3 separate regions of the Homo sapiens genome follow, and regions 1 and 3 are each linked to region 2. Evidence: chromatin contacts called from ENCODE Hi-C or POLR2A ChIA-PET data. All regions are on one chromosome and are shown on one strand. Each heading gives the region's core, a stretch centred on a gene start or an enhancer-like site at or near the end of the contact. The rest is flanking DNA. Distances are from core to core; before and after follow the strand shown. Region 1 overlaps PEX14 (peroxisomal biogenesis factor 14). Region 2 holds the start of TARDBP (TAR DNA binding protein). Region 3 holds the start of PGD (phosphogluconate dehydrogenase).

Evidence for each region. Hi-C counts contacts between places; a loop is a spot of excess contacts on that map. ChIA-PET counts read pairs that join two places held with the same protein, here RNA polymerase II (POLR2A). Pooled maps may share reads with other maps.
Region 1: a map of Right ventricle myocardium inferior shows a loop between it and region 2 (6-fold over the local background). The contact joins the enhancer-like site here to the promoter of TARDBP in region 2. A Hi-C loop is called at or near these places in 5 of 168 maps with a recorded cell type or tissue (IMR-90, MCF 10A, Right ventricle myocardium inferior and 2 more), 11 of 37 single-sample maps with no recorded cell type and 15 of 50 pooled maps. POLR2A ChIA-PET finds 5 or more read pairs at or near these places in 6 of 52 experiments (CD4-positive, alpha-beta T cell, CD8-positive, alpha-beta T cell, MCF 10A and 3 more).
Region 3: a map of naive thymus-derived CD4-positive, alpha-beta T cell shows a loop between it and region 2 (31-fold over the local background). The contact joins the promoter of PGD here to the promoter of TARDBP in region 2. A Hi-C loop is called at or near these places in 1 of 168 maps with a recorded cell type or tissue (naive thymus-derived CD4-positive, alpha-beta T cell), 2 of 37 single-sample maps with no recorded cell type and 10 of 50 pooled maps. POLR2A ChIA-PET finds 5 or more read pairs at or near these places in 2 of 52 experiments (H1 and activated CD4-positive, alpha-beta memory T cell).

What each region holds. Positions count from the first base shown.
Region 1 is chr1:10,493,785-10,497,854 of GRCh38, forward strand. It overlaps PEX14 (peroxisomal biogenesis factor 14), which reads left to right. Exons shown (of 9, transcript NM_004565.3): 2 at 1,490-1,537. Among named protein-coding and RNA genes, the nearest start is that of PEX14, 21 kb to the left of the region's middle. RefSeq lists a silencer at 888-1,182 and an enhancer at 1,645-1,704. Within about 2 kb of position 2,212, at least 20 of the 41 ENCODE cell types and tissues checked have a DNase peak (open chromatin) inside an H3K27ac peak, as active enhancers do; they include CD4-positive, alpha-beta T cell and CD8-positive, alpha-beta T cell, where a contact is called at or near this core.
Region 2 is chr1:11,011,320-11,015,143 of GRCh38, forward strand. TARDBP (TAR DNA binding protein) reads left to right here and starts at 1,335. Exons shown (of 6, transcript NM_007375.4): 1 at 1,335-1,424; 2 at 2,397-2,646. The coding sequence starts at 2,409. RefSeq lists silencers at 768-997, 2,407-2,653 and enhancers at 1,038-1,367, 1,078-2,045.
Region 3 is chr1:10,397,024-10,400,945 of GRCh38, forward strand. PGD (phosphogluconate dehydrogenase) reads left to right here and starts at 2,041. Exons shown (of 13, transcript NM_002631.4): 1 at 2,041-2,102; 2 at 2,606-2,681; 3 at 3,370-3,549. The coding sequence starts at 2,095. RefSeq lists an enhancer at 1,429-1,738 and silencers at 2,219-2,538, 2,631-2,807.

The sequences.
Region 1 (4,070 bases), core at 962-3,461, 520 kb before region 2:
CTGTCTCAAGATGGCCTTTTGGATTCTAGTTTACATCATTTGGTGAAGTTTGTCCCATTCATGCCAAGAGGGAATGCTGGAAGAAGACATATGTGTCAGAGAGGACTGTGAGTCTGCTCCAGGGCAGCTTAACTCCAAGAAGAGGCAGGAAGGCAGTCGGATGTGTATCTCAGAGGGGTGTGGGCTGGAGCTCTAAAGGTTTGAAGTTACCAATGCCTGGAGCTTTGGGAGGACAGGAGGCAGGGAGGCAGGGGAAGCTTGCTCACATTCCCTGAGACGGACCCTCACTTTCTAGATCGTTTCCTGCTGGCTGACCTCTTGTCCTGGGGTGGTGAGGCTCTTGGGACAGGACTTCGGATGGAGGGATAGAGGCCTTCACCCAGCAGAGTGCTTGCCACTGTGCTGTGTGCCAGCTAATGTGGTAGTAGCTGGGCATGAGGAATTTTTGGGAACCCTCTGCAGACCGGGCCTCTGTCCTTTTCCAAGGCGGCCTGGCACTTCCATCTGATCTGTAATAGCCGGGAGAATGGAGGCTGCAGGCTGTCTCCTGGGACACACAGATTTTGCTGCACTTGTCTGGATATTAACTGTAGATAGATGGCAATTGGCCTGACCATCAGTCACAGTAAACTAATCATAGCTCACTTAGCAGCATACCTGCTTACTTTATTCTTTTGGAGATTTGTAAATTTCTTCAGAATCTGTCTCTACCTCTGCCTCTCCCTTTCTCTAAATTTTGGCCAGATCAGTCAAGGGTCGAAGGCGCCTGTGAGGGTGAGGTAGTGGCCCCAAGGAAGAGGAAACGGGCTAGAGCCAGGGCCTCGGCCACAGTGCTGCCTGCTCGCCTGGAGGTTGGTCTGCTTATATGCCAGCCTGTCACTAGCTTATTTCCAAGAAGGATTTAAGCCTGGGGCTTTCTTTACTATTGTGGGGTGGTGTCCTTAGTGGCAGGTGATGAATAGGAACCTGTGTAGTTTACTGGCTTCTGGGCTCCAGAAACTAGATGCCCAGAGAAAATCCTGAGCGTGGGCAGCTGGGGCCCCCTGGTGGTGGAATCTGGTTCTCCACTGCTGCGCGACTTTTCTTCCCAGTCCCCTGACGTTGGGGAGGTGGCAGAAAGAGGAGGTGTTGTGCTCTCTCTTCAGGCCTTTTCTCTGGACTCTACTCTTCCCGTGGATTTTGGGATGGTCCCCAGCCCTTGCTGCTCAGTAGGTGATCGTGGGCCTTCCTGAGCAGAACCAAGCCTTGTTCTTGGAGTGGTGTGACAAGTGAACCCAGAAACAGTCTTCATCTTCCCTGGTGAATTCAGACTCTTTGGGCTACTTTTTACAGGTAGTCCACTGCAAAATACTCTTGTGTCGTGAAAAACCAGTGAGAGATGTGAGAAAGAGGTGCCAGCGTGCATCGTTTGAGAACGGAACATCTTTGGTTTTTTGATGTCCATTGGGTGGCACTGTGATCTTATTTTTGTTTCCATTTTTCTCTGCAGCCAAGCTCTACTCCAGGAAGTGAAAATGTGCTGCCTCGAGAGCCGCTGGTAAGTACCCAAGATATGTGGTATCACTTTCTAGTAATTAAAATGCCACGCGAGTGAAAAGAAACCTTCTGTTCCTATGGTTCTGCGTCAGTAGTGTCCCTTTAAAAGTAGCTGTTACCTAGAGACTGCCTCTGTCAGTGACCTCTGACTTCTCTTCTCGCGTGTGGGGACGAGTGAGATCTCTCCTTAGTAAAGGCTGGTCCTTTCTAGGACTAAAAGCATCCACCCCAGATGGTCCTGCACCACTTTGTTTGTGGCTGATCAATAGTAATTAGTGAGATTCCTGCGCCCGTGGGAGGCTGAGGTGGAGTGAGGTGGCTGGGCTTCTAGATTGTTTGAAGTAGCCGCCCTCTGCTCTGCCCCTCAGGGTGCGAGCGCCTCAGTGGTCTTTAAAGAACAGGTAAGCGATGGAATTCTGGTTTTGCCTGGTCAGTAATTGTGTGATTGTCATTCCCAACGCTGTCTTCTTAGACTATGGATAGGGAAGAGGCCTATTAAGCACTGCAGGTAATTTTCTCTCCCAAGTGCTTTTCATTTGGTGGCCAGAGTCCCAGGCTGCCCACCCCATTTTCATTCTTTTTTGCTTTTCAGGGCCTGCTGTAAGTCCTCTTGGCTGGGTAGTAAGACTGGCTCTGTATAAACCAGATAAGTTTGATGGGAGAGCCAGCTCTAGGTTTAACTTTTCAGAGCTTTTTCTTCCTGCGTAGCGATAGCAGGCGTAGGGCTGTACTGCCAAGGCTTTGTTTCAGCAGGGCCTGTGGTTTCACCTGTTCTGCTTCACTCCCCTTCTGGCAGTCGCGGGAGGAGATGACGTGAGGGACTTAGCGGGTATGAACACGTCTGAATTCCAGTGTGTACGAAGGCTTTCCCAGGCTGAGGGCGAGTTGGATCCAGTTGAGCTGTCTGTAGAAAGGCCGAGGTGATACAAGCACTGCTGGGACTGTTTCAGGGGAGCAGTGTTGTCATTCATGTCACCTGCTGTTACGTCACCAGTTACGGGCTTATATCCCAGCACTCCCACGGTGGCCTCGTTTCACTCTTTTGGTATTGCCCAGTTCCTTCCTTGAGGTCATGGTGGTGGGAAAGCCCAGGAGGCCCCACCTTGCTAGTCTCTCCGGACGTCTGCCTGCTTCCCTGGGGCCTGCCTCAGTGCCCCTCAGGCCGAAGTTGTGGTTGTTTTAGACTGAAGTGCAGATTGAACACCATAGGCCGCTGCAGTCCTTTCCTTCCTCTCTCTTTTCAAATTTTGATGTACCCATTTAACTGGTCATCGGAGGAGTGGCCAGTCCATCTTTTGGGGCTTGATTCGACAAGCTCTTTGGGAGCCCTGAGCAGTTGGCCAGCTCACTGATTTCTGGTATTTGGAGCCCTGCAGACCCCTTGCTCTGCTAGTGTTTCTGTGCCCTGCTCTTCCTGCTGTACTGTGCATCTGCTTGTTGGTTGGTTGTATTTTTATTTCTTTCTTTTCTGGGAGGCCCTGAGCAGTCTTCAAACCCTAGTAGCCTGTGATCGTCCAGAGTTCAGACTCATTCTCTCCAGGCCAACTCCACAATTACCTTATATTTAATTAATATTTTTTCTCCTCTTTACGTACTTGCTGCATAATTGCTCAGAGGAAAGAAAACACATAGCGGCAATTTATATATATATATAAAATAATAATTAAAAAAACCCCCGAAATAAACTCCCATCTCATTTGGGCTGATCCTATGAGTTGGGTAATTAGGGCCCTATTAAAAGGTAGACCCTTTCTCCTTCCCCCACTTTTTTGTTTATTAAATTTTTTATATTAAACTCCCACAGTCTCTCAGTCATGCCCTTATTGCTTTTGGCCAAGCATTTGCAGCAGCCTGATTAAACGGGGGCACCAGCTGAGTCGCGTGGTCTTGTGTGAACTGCTTCTTCCTCCTGGGAGTGGTGTTGGGAGGGTGTCAGGCAGAGGAGCCCGCTGAGGACTCGTGTGGCAGGGCGGGGGCACAAGATGGGCAGCCCCCTTGCACAGAAAGCCCCACAGCTCAGTGTGGTGGTGTTGCGGTTTGTGAAAACACACAGCAGTCAGCCCTTCCACAGGGAGGGAGCTTTCTCAGGCCATGTGTATTTGCTGTCTCCTGCATGCTCAGCTTAGCTCAGCTCAGGCCTGAGGATGGGGAACAGACAATTGAGGAATAAAACTAAACCTTGTTCTTGAGTAATTCACGTGTTTTACTTTGGGAAGAAAAGGCATTTATACATATGAAATAAGAGCAAACTGCACACGACTGTATGTAATTTTAGCAAATAGCACAACATTGTGTATCATTTGGTGCAGAGCTGCCTGGTTGGGCGTAGAAGAGAGCCCCAAGTTATTCAGAGCAGGAAGAGCTCTGCGGAGGGCGAGGGCCACTTAGGGATGGCTTTTGGGAAACTTGAAGCCAGGCCTTGAGGAATGGGATATTTCAGTGTTGGGGGAACACACTGCTAAGTTGTTTTGTTTTTGTGTTTATTATTGTTAATTTTTTCATTTAAGCTTCGGGAAATACATATTCTTTTTGTT
Region 2 (3,824 bases), core at 85-2,584:
GGGAGGGAAGGGGGGGAAAGGGAGGGAAGGGAGGAAAGGAAGGGAAGGAAAGGAAAGAAAGGAAAGAAAAGATAGAAAAGAAAGGTGGCTCGTGCCTGTAATCCCAGCACTTTGGGGAGCTGAGGCAGGCGGATCACTTGAGGCCATGAGTTCGAGATCAGCCTGGCCAACATGGCCAAACCCTGTCTCTACTAAAAATACAAAAATTAGCCGGGCATGGTGTCTTTGCACGCCTATAATCCCAGCTATCCCTTGAACCTAGGAGTTGGAAGTGGCAGTGAGCTGCAGATTGCGCCACTGCACTCCAGCCTGGGGGACAAGAGCGAGACTCCGTCTCAAAAAAAAAAAAAAAAAAAGTGAAACAAAAAGTGTGCCTTAAAATAGATGAAGTACTGTATTATTATTATTATTAAAGGGCTGGAGCCAGAACAAGTTAGCATTTTGTGCCTCGAGATTCAAATCCCAGGTCTACCATTTATTCCTTGGGTGACATTTTTTTGGGGGGAGGGGCTGGAGGACAGGGTCTCACTCTGTCGCCTAGACTGGAGTGAAGTGGCGCGATCTCGGCTCACCGCAACCTCCGCCTACCGCGTTCAAGCAATTCTCCTGCTTCAGGCTCCCGAGTAGATGGGACTACAGGCGCGCGCCACTACCGCCCGGCTAATCCTTGCGTCACTTTAAGCAAGACACTTGATCTCTCTGTGCCTCAGTTTCCTCACCCGCAGAATGAATATCAATAGCTCCTGCTACACAAAACTGTTTGGGCTATTAAATATGTGAATACTCAGAAAGTACCTGGCACAAAGTAGCCTTATCATTGCTATTATTTAGAACAAAGTTATTGTTTCCAGGTTTGGAGGTGGGCTGGCGGAGGGAGGAGAAGACGCACTAGGTTGCCTTTCAGAAAAGGGGTCCAGGCCTTATCCTGCCTCCCAGGTGGACTCGGCCCGGGATCCCGAGCCCCGCCCCCTCCAGGCCCCGCCCCGCCCCGCCCTCGCTGGCCGAGACTCTGTGCTACTCTCGCGCGCTTTGAAAGTGCGCGAGCTCCGACCGAGACCTGGGCCGGCGGTTGGTCGGCCGAAACCATCTGCTACGTTACGTGGGGGGAGGTCAGCTCCTATACAGCCACACTTTTTTCAATCTTCAGCTTTTCAGGCCTAGGTCCTGGTTTTATTTTAGCTTTCAGAGCTTCTCTGTAGGCTTGAATTTCCAGGAGGCAGCCCGAGTCCCTGGGGAGAGGGTCATCGTGGCTCTCGTCGGTGCCTTCCACCTCTGGACAGGCAACCGGTGGGAGAGGACGCCGGTGGGCGGGGGGAGGAGGCGGCCCTAGCGCCATTTTGTGGGAGCGAAGCGGTGGCTGGGCTGCGCTTGGGTCCGTCGCTGCTTCGGTGTCCCTGTCGGGCTTCCCAGCAGCGGCCTAGCGGGTGAGTCGCGGAGCCTTCTCACTGAGGACGCCGTAGGTGCCTCGGCTTCTGCATTGGGGCGGCCCGAGGCAGACGCAGCGGCTTCGGACCCTGCCCCGGGAAGTCAGCCGTGAGACCGGGCCTAGTCCTGCCCGAGCGGGCTCGCGCGGGAGCGTCGTTAGGTCCTGGCACGGGGAGGCCGGTGGCGCCGAAACGGGGGGCCGGGCCCGCGGTGCCGCGTAGCCTGAGGCGGAGGTTGGCCCCGGACCCGGACAGTGCCGGAGCCTTCGGTACTTTGTACTTCGAGGGACGCTGCCAGCTTGGGCCTGGTGCTCCTGCGCCCCACCCCGGGCCGCGCCGAGAAACTCCTCCCTCGGCTGGCACGCGCGGGCTTCTGGGAGGCGACGGCCGGCACCGCCAGGACCTGTCGCCGCGGGCCTTGGGGCTCGGGCTCGCAGAGCCCCCGGAAGCCCCAAAATGAGGAACAGAGGGAAACTTTTCTCCTGTTCTTTACACCTGGTTCACTGCCCATATTCAGTCTTCAGGTTCAGCTGATGGATCGCTTGCTTAGGAAAATCGACTGGGACCTATCACGCCCATGCCTCAGCCAGTTAGGCTCCTCCTCTGCCTTCAGGATTACTTAACGACTAACCCGATTGTCATAAAATAGCTACTGTTTATTGTTCCCTTGCATACCCTAGCTTGTAACCAGCAAGCCACGTTGGACTCACAGTTACAGTTTCAGTACCTGACGCATCATAAGCCTTCAGGGAAAGTTTTTTGAATGAATGAACTGGCGAGGCATCACATTTTGATAGGAAATCACTACCCTTACCTTCACCTCGTCATTTTTCAGGGATAACCAATGCATATACGAATCCAGACAAGCATTTTTCTGGAAGTCAGAACTCTGACATGGTTTGGGTATTATCATTATAAGGAAACAGTTATTCTGACATGAATGTTGTTCATTCATATCTCTTTTCTCTTTAGGAAAAGTAAAAGATGTCTGAATATATTCGGGTAACCGAAGATGAGAACGATGAGCCCATTGAAATACCATCGGAAGACGATGGGACGGTGCTGCTCTCCACGGTTACAGCCCAGTTTCCAGGGGCGTGTGGGCTTCGCTACAGGAATCCAGTGTCTCAGTGTATGAGAGGTGTCCGGCTGGTAGAAGGAATTCTGCATGCCCCAGATGCTGGCTGGGGAAATCTGGTGTATGTTGTCAACTATCCAAAAGGTTTGTTACCATTTGGTTTTTGTAATCATGCTGAAGTGTGTTCAGGTGTGTGTCTCATCCATGGATCTTAGCCTCTTTTGGTGGCAGAATGTCTCCTGAAACTTAAGTATTTCCTTGAACTTCAGTGTTAGACAAGTTTGGAAGACCACGAGTCTAAATTTATGGAAACTGGGGATTGTAGATCATTTTAAAAGAGAAAACAATGTATTTAAAAAATATCTGAATAAACTTTGCCAAGTTGATGATAAATTTCAGGAATCACTAAGAATGTTTTGTACATAAATCATTGTTGTAAATAGATTCTTCTGAAGTGCTTCAGTGTTTGGATTTGATCATTGTCCTTTTGGTGTTACATCATTCATTCAGCAAATCTGAGTTCATTTTTTCCCTTAAATGAGCAAACAGTTGGAGTAGCCAAATCTTGAATTAGTGCAGTTCCAATTACAATTTCGAGGTTCTGGTCTTATCCTTCTCTCTGCCTCTTATCAATGATGTTCTAAATCTAAGAAAAGGAAGCATGAAGTTTAAGAAGTGTGCCAAGGAAATACCTAATTTCAGCATTTTGAAGTAGTGTGCTGTTAGTAGTCGATCTGTCTGTGTGTTCCTTTTATTATAACTTGGTATTGCAACAAAGTCCATCAAATTTGGTCAGTATGCAAGACACCCTTTTACATGTCTAGGAAAACTTTAGGGCTAGGCACGGTGACTCATGCCTGTAATCCCAGCACTTTGGGAGGCCGAGGCAGGTGGATCACCTGAGATCAGGAGTTTGAGATGAGCCTGGCCAACATGATGAAACCCCATCTCTATCAAAAACACAAAATCTCTGGATGTGGTGGTGGGTGCCTGTAATACTAGCTACTCAGGAGGCAGACGCAGGAGAATCGCTTGAACCGGGAGGCAGAGGTTGCAGTGAGCAGAGATTGTGCCATTGCACTCCAGCCTGGGCAACAAGAGCGAAACTCCGTCTCAAAACAAAAAAAAACGAAAACAAAAATTGGCGTGGTGGCGGGGGCCTGTAGTCCCAGCTAGTCTGGAGGCTGAGGCAGGAGAATCGCTTGAACCTGGGAGGCGGAGATTACTTTAAGCTGAGGTCGCGCCGCTACACTCCAACCTGTGACAGAGCAAGACTTCGTCTCAAAAAAAAAAAAAATTGATAATGTAAACTCGGGGTTTTT
Region 3 (3,922 bases), core at 791-3,290, 610 kb before region 2:
ACAGATAAATGGATAAGCAAATGATGACACAATTGCATTAATGGAATACCACTCAGCAATGAAAAGGAACAAACCACTCATACCTACAACACAGATGAGCCTCAGAAACGTGATGCTAAGTGAAAGAAGCCAGACCAAAAAAATTATATGCTATTATTCCATTTCTATGAAATTTCTGGAAAAGGCAAAAACCATGCAAAGTAGATCAGAGGTTGGCTGGGGGTGAGAGCAGAGACTGACTACAAATAGGCCCAAGGGAACGTTTTGGGGTGATGGAAGTTTTCTATAAGTGGATTATGGTGATGGCTACACAACAGTATAAATTAAAGGTCATCCAAATGTGTACTTACAATGTTTGAATTGTATGACATGTAAATTATCTCATTAAATCTGTATTTTAAAAAAAGAACTGTGCTGTGAAGTTTGACATATTTTAAAGTAGGATGTCTTAGCCGGGCATGGTGTTGCATGCCTGTAGTCCTAGCTACTCAGGAAGTTGAGGCTAGAAGATTGCTCGACCTCAGGAGTTCAAGGCTGCAGTAAGCTATGGTCATGCCACTGCACTCCAGCCTGGGCAACAGAGCAAAGACCTGGTCTTTATAAAAATTAAAAACCGGCCGGGCACAGTGGCTCACACCTCTAATCCCAGAACTTTGGGAGGCTGAGGTGGGTGGATCACTTGAGGTTAGGAGTTCGAGACCAGCCTGGCCAACATGGTGAAACCCTGTCTCTACTAAAAATAAAAACATTAGCTGGGCATGGTGGCACACACCTGTAGTCCCAGCTACTTGGGAGGCTGAGGCAGGAGAATCGCTTGAACCTGGGAGGTGGAGGTTGCAGTGAGCCCAGATCGCGCCACTGCCCTCCAGCCTGGAGACACAGCCAGACTCCATCTCAACAATGACATCAAAAAAAGGCCGGGCACGGTGGCTCACGCCGGTAATCTCAGCACTTTGGGAGGCCAAGGCGGGCGGATCACGAGGTCAGGAGTTTGAGACCAGCCTGGCCAAGATGGTGAAACCCCATCTCTACTAAAAATACAAAAATTAGCTGGGCGTGGTGGCGGGCGCCTGTAATCCCAGCTACTTGGGAGGCTGAGGCAGGAAAATTGCTTGAACCCGGGAGGCGGAAGGTGCAGTGAGCTGAGATCACACCACTGCATTCCAGCCCGGGCGACAGTGCGAGACTCCGTCTCAAAAAAAACAAAAAAAATCTAAAACTCAAACTTCTGAATAACAATTTCCTCCTAGCAAGAAGGGACTCAGTAAGATAAGAAGCGCTGCTTGGCTACTTTGCAAATGTCTGGCTTAAGATGGCTGGTTTTTTGTATCTGCCTCTGCATTTAACCTGGTCCATCTCGCGGGTCACATAGCCTCTACAAAATGAGAAGGGGTTCAATACCGTTAACTCCGGGCCTGGGTAAAAGACTCAAGTCCTGACCCCATCATACTCCAACCAATACATACCCCGCCTGCGCTGTCTGCGCCTGGGTCTCTTCAACCGCAGTGAGCGGTCGCACGGCTCCACATCAGGGTCGCCCTGAGGCTCAGCCTTCCCCGGCCCCATTCCGAGTGCGCACAGGACTGAACGAGCACGCCCGGTCCCTGCTCCGGAGCGGAGGACACGACGCGGACCCGCACGGTGCACCGCAGTGACCTGAGGAAGGAGCGACGGGCGCTCGCGCCAAAGGCGTCCGAGTGCCTGGTAAACTGTAAAGCGCGGTCCTGCGTGAGTTGCTATGGCTACAGCTGCGCCAGGCGGACGGCCTGCAGGACCGAGGTGCAGCTGGGACGAGCGGAAAGCTCTGCGCGTGGGCGGGGAGCCCGGAGCCTCGCCGGGGCAATGTCATCTAGGTGCTCGGCGCTCCACTGATCCGGCCCCCGGGGGTGGGCGGGCACGTTTGCCTCGGATGGTCTAACAGGCGTCGGGGAGAGCCAATGGTGTGGCTTCATGGCTCCACCCCCTTCCATTCGATTGGCCGGCGCCGAAAAGCCGGGCGTGAGCGGCCGCAGTTTCTGGAGGGAGCCGCTGCGGGTCTTTCCCTCACTCGTCCTCCGCGCGTCGCCGCTCTTCGGTTCTGCTCTGTCCGCCGCCATGGCCCAGTGAGTGACTCGCCAGGGGCAGCCCGGCTCGGCCTCAGCGGGCGGGGAACTCTTTGGGGGTCGAGATCTCCCTCGTTCTCTCCGACGCCTCCCACCCTGGGGGTCGCCTGAGCTCACTTGGGGCTCTGTGACCCTGGCCCTACGGCGTCTCGGGCCCAGAGCTCCTTCCCTGCGGGCCCGGCCCCCTGCCCTCTCGGCCGCGCAGGCATGGGGCGGGGCGGGTCCCTTCGAGGGCCAGGGAGGAGGCGCGGCCAGGCCTCGCCGAGTCTGCAGGGACACCTGCGGGACGCGTGCCAGCGGGAGCCGGGCGCGAGGGCGGGGCTGGGGGCCGCCTGCCCGGCCGAGGCTCTGCAGCGTGCGCGCCCGGCTTCTGGGGGCCCGCGGGAGGCGCGGAGGAAAGTGCAGACTCCCAGTCACGGCCAAATGTGGAAGGACCGGACCCCTGGGTTGCAGCGCGTCGAGCGGTGCTGACTCTTTCCTTTGTTCTGTTTCTGCCTCTCTAGAGCTGACATCGCGCTGATCGGATTGGCCGTCATGGGCCAGAACTTAATTCTGAACATGAATGACCACGGCTTTGTGGTAAGCGGCGTGGGCGCGTTGTCTTCTCTCTGGTTCCCGGGCGCTTTAGCCGAGGCCGGCGATAGGTTTGGGAGCTTACGGGTCTCCTGGCCGTGCTTTGCTAATGTGCTCTGTTGCTGCTCGTGGCATTTTTGTATGGAAAGGAGAAGCACCCTGTAGGCGTGGGCGGGCCGATCCCGAACTTAGTCCTGCGGAGTGTGCCTGTGGGTCCGTGAGGTTCACAGCCCGAATGAACGAATTAGTGTCTTAAGTAGAGAAGAAGGGTGCGGGAGGAGAACCCTTGCTGGCTGTGTAGAGCTCTAACTTGATTGCCTGATGAGATCTGGGGAGAGTGAAAATGTTTCTTCTAAATGTTAAAGTGGCTTAGACGCCAGGATGATCAATAACAACAGATAGAGCCTGTTGAACCGGCCAGTTCCTGGATTTGATTTTGAGTCCTAACACGTTGGGTGTGGATTCTACCTGACACACCGGGGGTAGTTGGCCTTCGCCTCGGTTGTCCGCCGTTTTCATCCTACTGAGGTGACATAACTTTACAGTGAGCCTCCCACAGCTGGGGGAAGAAAAGGCAAAGGCAGGTCTGACCTCCCCAGAACTTGGGTTGAATGGAAAGGTCATTGTTACTTTGGCCACAGTCTGAAAGTCTTGTGTGTCCTGGATCTCCTACTCAGGACTTTTGTCCTTCTAGGTCTGTGCTTTTAATAGGACTGTCTCCAAAGTTGATGATTTCTTGGCCAATGAGGCAAAGGGAACCAAAGTGGTGGGTGCCCAGTCCCTGAAAGAGATGGTCTCCAAGCTGAAGAAGCCCCGGCGGATCATCCTCCTGGTGAAGGCTGGGCAAGCTGTGGATGATTTCATCGAGAAATTGGTGAGGCCAGCTGTGCTCTCAGCTGCTACCACGATAGCAGCTGTTTTTGGTTTCTTCCTTTAGTTCTCCTTCTTTTAACTCTAGAGATTTTTTTTTTTCAATTTCTGCTAAGCTCTGACCAAATGATTGCTTAACTGTTGCAGTGTTGGTTAACTTGATAAGCGCTTATGAAGTAACTTTGTCCTTTGGTGGTAGTAATTCTGAGAATACTAACAGACATTTCAATAAACATTAAGGCGGGGCACAGTGGCTCAGGCCTGTAATCCCAGCACTTTTTGGGAGGCTGGTTCAGATGGATCGTTTGAGCCCAGGAGTTCGAGACCAGCCTGGGCAACATGGCGAAACCCTGTCTCTACATAAAATTAAAAAATTA